Linked DNA regions of Homo sapiens: region 1 is linked to region 2. The links are chromatin loops, found by intact Hi-C in ENCODE. Cell type or tissue: heart left ventricle. All regions are shown on one strand. Links, peaks and the distances in the headings refer to the core of each region. The heading gives the core; the rest is flanking DNA.

Region 1 (2,923 bases), core at 204-2,703, 52 kb before region 2:
ATATGGCTTCGGACCAAAGAGCTCATTTTACAGTGAAAGTAGTCACTCATATCAGTGAGACTTACTGGTGCTACCATGTACCACATTGTCTGAAGATGCTGTCTTAATGAAATAGCCCGATGGTCTATTGAAGAAACAGTACGTCACCTGCTGGGAGGACAAGAAGAGCCAACACATACACATAAAAGCTTGCAAGTCCAAGGTATCTTCTGACAAGATGTACAATATATTCCAATAGCAATTGATAGCAATAATGACTAATAAATACATGATGCTGTTTCTACAATAGTCAGGACACATGGCTTTGAGAACGAAGGGGCTGGAGTGGGAATATTCCCTGCCCTGTTACCTCAACAATGCACCCAGTAAAAATTTTGTTTTCTCTTTCTGTAACTTTGAACTCTGCTGGATTATTGAGTTTAATTCTCACACACACACACACAAAAATGGTTCTATTCAACTGGAAACTGAGAATTCCATGGAACCACCTTGAGCTCCTTATACCACTGACTCAATGGACAAGGGAAGAGTTAAAGGTCTGAGATGATTGATTCTGATTATTAGGGGAAAATAGGGTTGCTAGGGTTGCTTTTACGCACTCTTAGCCATTACTACTAATGCCTATTGCTGCTGTTGCTACTGCTGCTGCTAATACTACTGGGAACACTTTAGGAATAATATTTAGTCACCCAACCAGGTAAAGAACTGCAACCAGACCAGAAATGCCAGCTGAGAGACAAGGGGCAAGAACTAGATACTGGAAGAAGGAAGTTGTAAAACCCAACTCCAACCTCATGGCTTGTTGCTATGTGTATTTTCAACTCTGCTTTGTTTACATATGTACATGATGGCAAATGTGGACTGAAACAAAAAGTTAAGATTAAAAAGATATTATTTGACTTGCATAAAACTGAATAAGTCTAAAAGAAACTAAATAATTAAGCCTTCAAACAATGTTGTTTTTAAAGTTTGTAGCATTTCCACTTCTGAAATTATTAAAGCTTAAACCCTCACTACGATTTTGGGGCTAACCTGTTTTCCTTGTGTATGTGTCTGAATTTATGCATATTAACCAAATGACATTTTTTCCTCTCTCTTACCTTACCATTGCATATATAATGTGTGCTGTTGCTGGTGGTGATCCTTCTAATTTAGTTGTAAAATATCAAAGAGGGATTTTATGGTAGGTATGCATATTTTCTTCCCTGCTTTGTTTTGCATATATTTTTATGAATAAATTAATTTTTCTCCTCCTTCTTTTTCTCTTTCCTGGGCAGGGGAAAATAAAGTTATTGACATATTTCCAAAACTTCCACTGGATGTCCTTGTTCATTTTCTCCCAAGATCTGCAGGAACAAATGCAAACATTGGCTACAGGAGAAGAAATATTCCACTCCTCACTTGAGGGAGCTGTAATCTGTTTTCCTGTTGCATCCTTTCCCTTAAATGTTTTTCCAGGGTGTTGCAGAGCCACAGAACCCTTGGTAATTTTGCCAAGAACAAATTGTGAAGTAGCTTCTGAACCCATTACCTACTAAGATTTTATTGTTCATCTTAATTTTACAAAATGTCCATTCTTGGCCAAAACATTCTCTTCCTTAAATAACAAGAGATTGTGTAAGTAATTCTTAGAAGGCTCAACTGTATAGACTCCCTTTGGCCAGAGGGGCAAATCCTGGATTGAGTTTTTGAAATATCTTTTTAAAAATTATTTATTGCATAACAAATTAAAGAGGGCCTATAAGTTTTTTTTTTTTTTTTTTTTTAACAGCTGTTGAGCTATTGCTCTTCTGTGATAAAATCCCGTAGAAGATTTAACCTGCTATGGATTTCTGGGAGGTCACAGGGCTAAGTAAACTCGGAATTTGGGGTAAGCTTTTTCAAACAAAGTCACTGAATAGATGTGGATGAGGAAAAAAGCTTGTGAAAGGCATCAGGCACTGCAAACAACAGCTGCAGCTGCAAACCGGAAAGCATTCATATCCCTGTGTGACAGTTTGCTCCTCAGCCTTCCTAGGATTAGGGTGTGCACGCAAACAACACAGATAACACGAGAAAGAGTCGTTTATATCCTTACAATGTTTGCATTTATGTGCACGAGGGTACAAAAGGTGACATAGAAACATATTTGAAACATTGCTCTGTGACTAAGAACTTAGTCTTATCATTAAAGTAATAAACTGTGTGAACTGCCCTAATTTATGCTAAATCTCTCAGAAGCACCAAGCAGCTCAGCTGTTGCTGCTAGACCTCAGCACCTTAAAGATTGGGGATTCCGTGCTCTCTGGTGACAACCCTTGAGGACAAAACAGGCCTATTGGAGAAAGCCATTTATCAGAGCCCTCCTTTGACACAGGGATGCAGGGTGTTTGGACTTCAGGGGACTGCTGTGGAGATGGAGGAGAAGGAGAGAAAGGATAAGTCTACCCTATGCTCTAGAGAAGAGACAGCTGGCTACATATTCTTTCCAACCACACTTGTTCCTACTGGTAGTGCAATCAGGAACAATCTCTAAAATCTATTGCTGCGTATCTAGTATCTGCTTTGAGACATGGAGTCTAATTTTTTGTTTGCTTGTTTACATAGTTTGATTTCTTTTCTAATCTGATGTTAAATAACATCTATAATTTTGCGCTTAAAGTGTAAATTATCACATAAAGAGAACAGTAACAGGATTTCACAAACACTTGTTGTTCTGTCTTATATCAAAATAATATAAAATACTAAGACCTTTATATTAGATATCAGTATGTAGACTCTCATTATTTTGGTATGTAATGTACATTTTAGAGCACCTACCATAAGAATATGATAAATCATGTTGAAATAAATGATTTTTAAGAGAAATTGACATATGATTTTAAGCTAAGTGTATTTCAATCATATTGTATTTTTTTTGCCTAAAATGTTTTATTTCCTTTGT
Region 2 (2,923 bases), core at 157-2,656:
GAACAATTATTTCTTAGTAATATTTTTAAGCTGATACATTTTTCTTACTTTGAGAGGCCATGCTTGTTATCTCTAGCTCAGTGTGAGGAGTAAGGATGAGAGGTGTCAAGAAAAAAAATTAAGTAATGTTTTCTCATCTAATCAATAATTTTATTTTTTGAAACAGAAGTGCCTTGATACTTAATGGTGGACCTATCAAACTATACATATTTACCTGGGATCATTTCAAATTTAGTTTGAATGTGGATTACAGCTTTCCTATTTCTGTAACCTTGGTTATATTACTTAATCTCTCTCAACCTCTGTACGCTCATGTGTAAAGTGAGTATTATACATTTTTGTTTTGTACACAAAGTACCTTAAATAATGACTATAGAGCACTTAGCATTGTTGGAGAAACCTTGAACAAACATTCCTTAAGTACCAACTGTTACTATTTGCTTAATAAATTAAAAGTCCAGGCCATTAAACATGCACATAATCTCAGTTTTAGAAATACTCAATTTCTGTTGATTCTTTGAAGAGACAAAGAATTATGATTACTTCACATTTTCCATGGAAGGACTGTAAACCTCTGAAGTATGAAAGATTTTTGTTTGACCCAAACATATATATTCTGTTTTGTATAAGGAATTCACTTTTAAGAAATCATGTACAAATTGACATTTTTACCATTAAATGAATTTTAATAAGCAGAAGATTTCACCATTTAAAAATTATTTCTTATACTATGTAGCCACACTTCACTTAGAAGATGCATCAGACATGTGGAATAATAACATTTGGAATAGTCAGAGTTAGAAAACATGAGACCAGAGGTTCTCAAGTGTGGTGCTTCAACTGCACCATCCGCATCATCTGGGGCCTTGTTAGAAGTACCAAATCTTGGGCCCCATACCAGACCTACTGAATCACAAACCCTGTGGTTGGAACCAACCACTCTGTGTGTTAACTAGTCCTCCACGGGATTCTGATGCTGCTGCTTTCTGGGAGCAATTGCATTAAAAATACCAAAAGGTGAGAAACAACACTGGGATGCAATTGTAGGAGGAAGGAGGGAGTGATGATATCTTCTTTGCTTGACGAAAATGTGAGATAGACACTACTTTTGAGCTGGTAACTTGTCCTTAAGCTGAGAGGCAATGCAGAACAGAAACATTTAGTCTGGAAAAATTAGGAAGTATTTCCAGGAAAACAAGGTGGGAACGAGAGTTAGGTCTCCACATCACATTTAGGGAGTTGGGAGTTCTTTAGAATTCACAGAACAGAGGACAAGAGAGAACTTCAATGTATTTAGTTGAAAATATTTCTGTAAGTTTCTAGGCTGCAGAGTCGGTTTTAAAAAATCAAAAAGTCACTTTGTGGTTTAGCATATAATTAAGAATTTTCCAGCATCTAATGGTTCAATAGTGGGACCACGTCATTCAAAAGCAGTGATAGAAAACTCAAGATGGCGTGGGGAATTGCTATTCTCAAGGTCTTAGGATTTTTAAATTAAATTCCTAATTAAAGTAAGATAAAGAAAAAGGTGAAGTCTACATCTCAACAATTAACATAGGTGTAAATTCTTTAAACTCAGTAATTTACTATTCCTATCTCCTGGTCACTAAGAAATATTTAAATATGTATTCCAAACTGGGTGGATTAGAACTAACCTACTTTTAAGGTATTCTTTTCCTGATTGAATTATGTGAAGGTCAGAATTTAAAACAAACAAAACCCCCAAAATGCTACTAACAGATGAACGTGCGCATTTCAACCAGAGTGTGCTGCTTTGCTTCACTGAGCAAATTCGTGATTGCCCTGAGGCAAAGCAATTCCCTTTCACTCCTGACCCTCTGCTCTCAGCCCTGCTTTGCCTGCTATGAGGTTTTTTGAGTTAGAAATATGTGATCCTAAGCATATGTTTGGAAATAATATCATTCTGGCTTCAAGGCATAACTTCTGTTACTTAAATTGTCAACTTGTATGTGCATGTTAAGACAGAAAGGTCTAGGAACTATTCGGTATCATTCAGCAGCCTGCTGATCTGTTCTGCTAACACTGTCACCTTCTAAGGAGAAAACAGACACAGGGTTTTGCTTTGTTTTTTAATATTTTTTTTCTCTTCTTCCTTTGTCTTTAGTAAGTATTCATCTTTCTAATCAGGGCAAGGAAGTCACCAGGGTTATAAGACCATTTAGATCTTATTAAAGCTTTGGGGATTAAATTTATCTTAGATGTGAACATCAAATATAATCCCTGAAGTGTATTAAAAATGGTTTTACCCATCACTCATTTCTAAAAATTGAATTTGTCTGTTAATTTTTACCAACATGCTATTTTTTAAAACTGATTTTTAATCCCCATACAATTGTGTGATTCTTCCAGACTTTTCTTCATGTCACTCTTGAATTTCTTTGGGCAAACTTCTCGCCATCTTCAAGCTCCTTACACCTTCTCTAGTTAACTGACACTCATCCTCTTCATGATTCCACCTGCCCCTCAGAAGCCCAGCTTGTGGAGAATGCTCCTTCTCTCACCTTCGATGTGCCACAGGATCTCAAAACAAGGGTGGTGCTATGATTTGAATGTGTTCTTCAAAGTCCATGTCTTAGAAGTGTAATCCCTAATGCAACAGTGTTGAGAGGTGGGACCTTTAAGAGGTGATTACATCAGGAGGACTCTACCCTTATAAATGGATTAATGTCATTATTTCAGGAGTGGGTTTGTTAGCACAAGACTGGGGTCCTTTTCATAAAGATTGGCTAGCTCCTCTCTCTCTCCCAGGTGATGTCTCCTGCCTTGTTAAGATGAAGCAAGAAGGTCCTCATAAGATTCTGGTCTTTCGATCTTGGACTTGGATCTTGGTTCAGCCCCCAGAACCATGAACCAAATAAATTTTTGTTTGGTATAAATTGCACGGTCTCACATATTCTGTTAC

Evidence for each region. Hi-C counts contacts between places; a loop is a spot of excess contacts. Peaks named below come from ENCODE experiments on the same cell type or tissue, not always from the same donor. Only the 100,000 strongest peaks of a DNase experiment are listed, where the experiment ranks them.
Region 1: a loop joins it to region 2, with 3.0 times the contacts of the local background. A loop is called at or near these places in 6 of 110 quality-filtered maps.

The regions. Positions count from the first base shown.
Region 1 is chr7:80,333,618-80,336,540 of GRCh38, forward strand. LOC105375373 (a long non-coding RNA gene) reads right to left here and starts at 1,336. Exons shown (of 5, transcript XR_007060401.1): 1 at 1,106-1,336; 2 at 66-147. In heart left ventricle, for the core only: a CTCF peak has its summit at 1,372; no DNase peak of the experiment used is centred there; H3K27ac peaks cover 1,581 bases.
Region 2 is chr7:80,385,986-80,388,908 of GRCh38, forward strand. No RefSeq gene overlaps it. Among named protein-coding and RNA genes, the nearest start is that of GNAT3, 120 kb to the right of the region's middle. In heart left ventricle, for the core only: no CTCF peak of the experiment used is centred there; no DNase peak of the experiment used is centred there.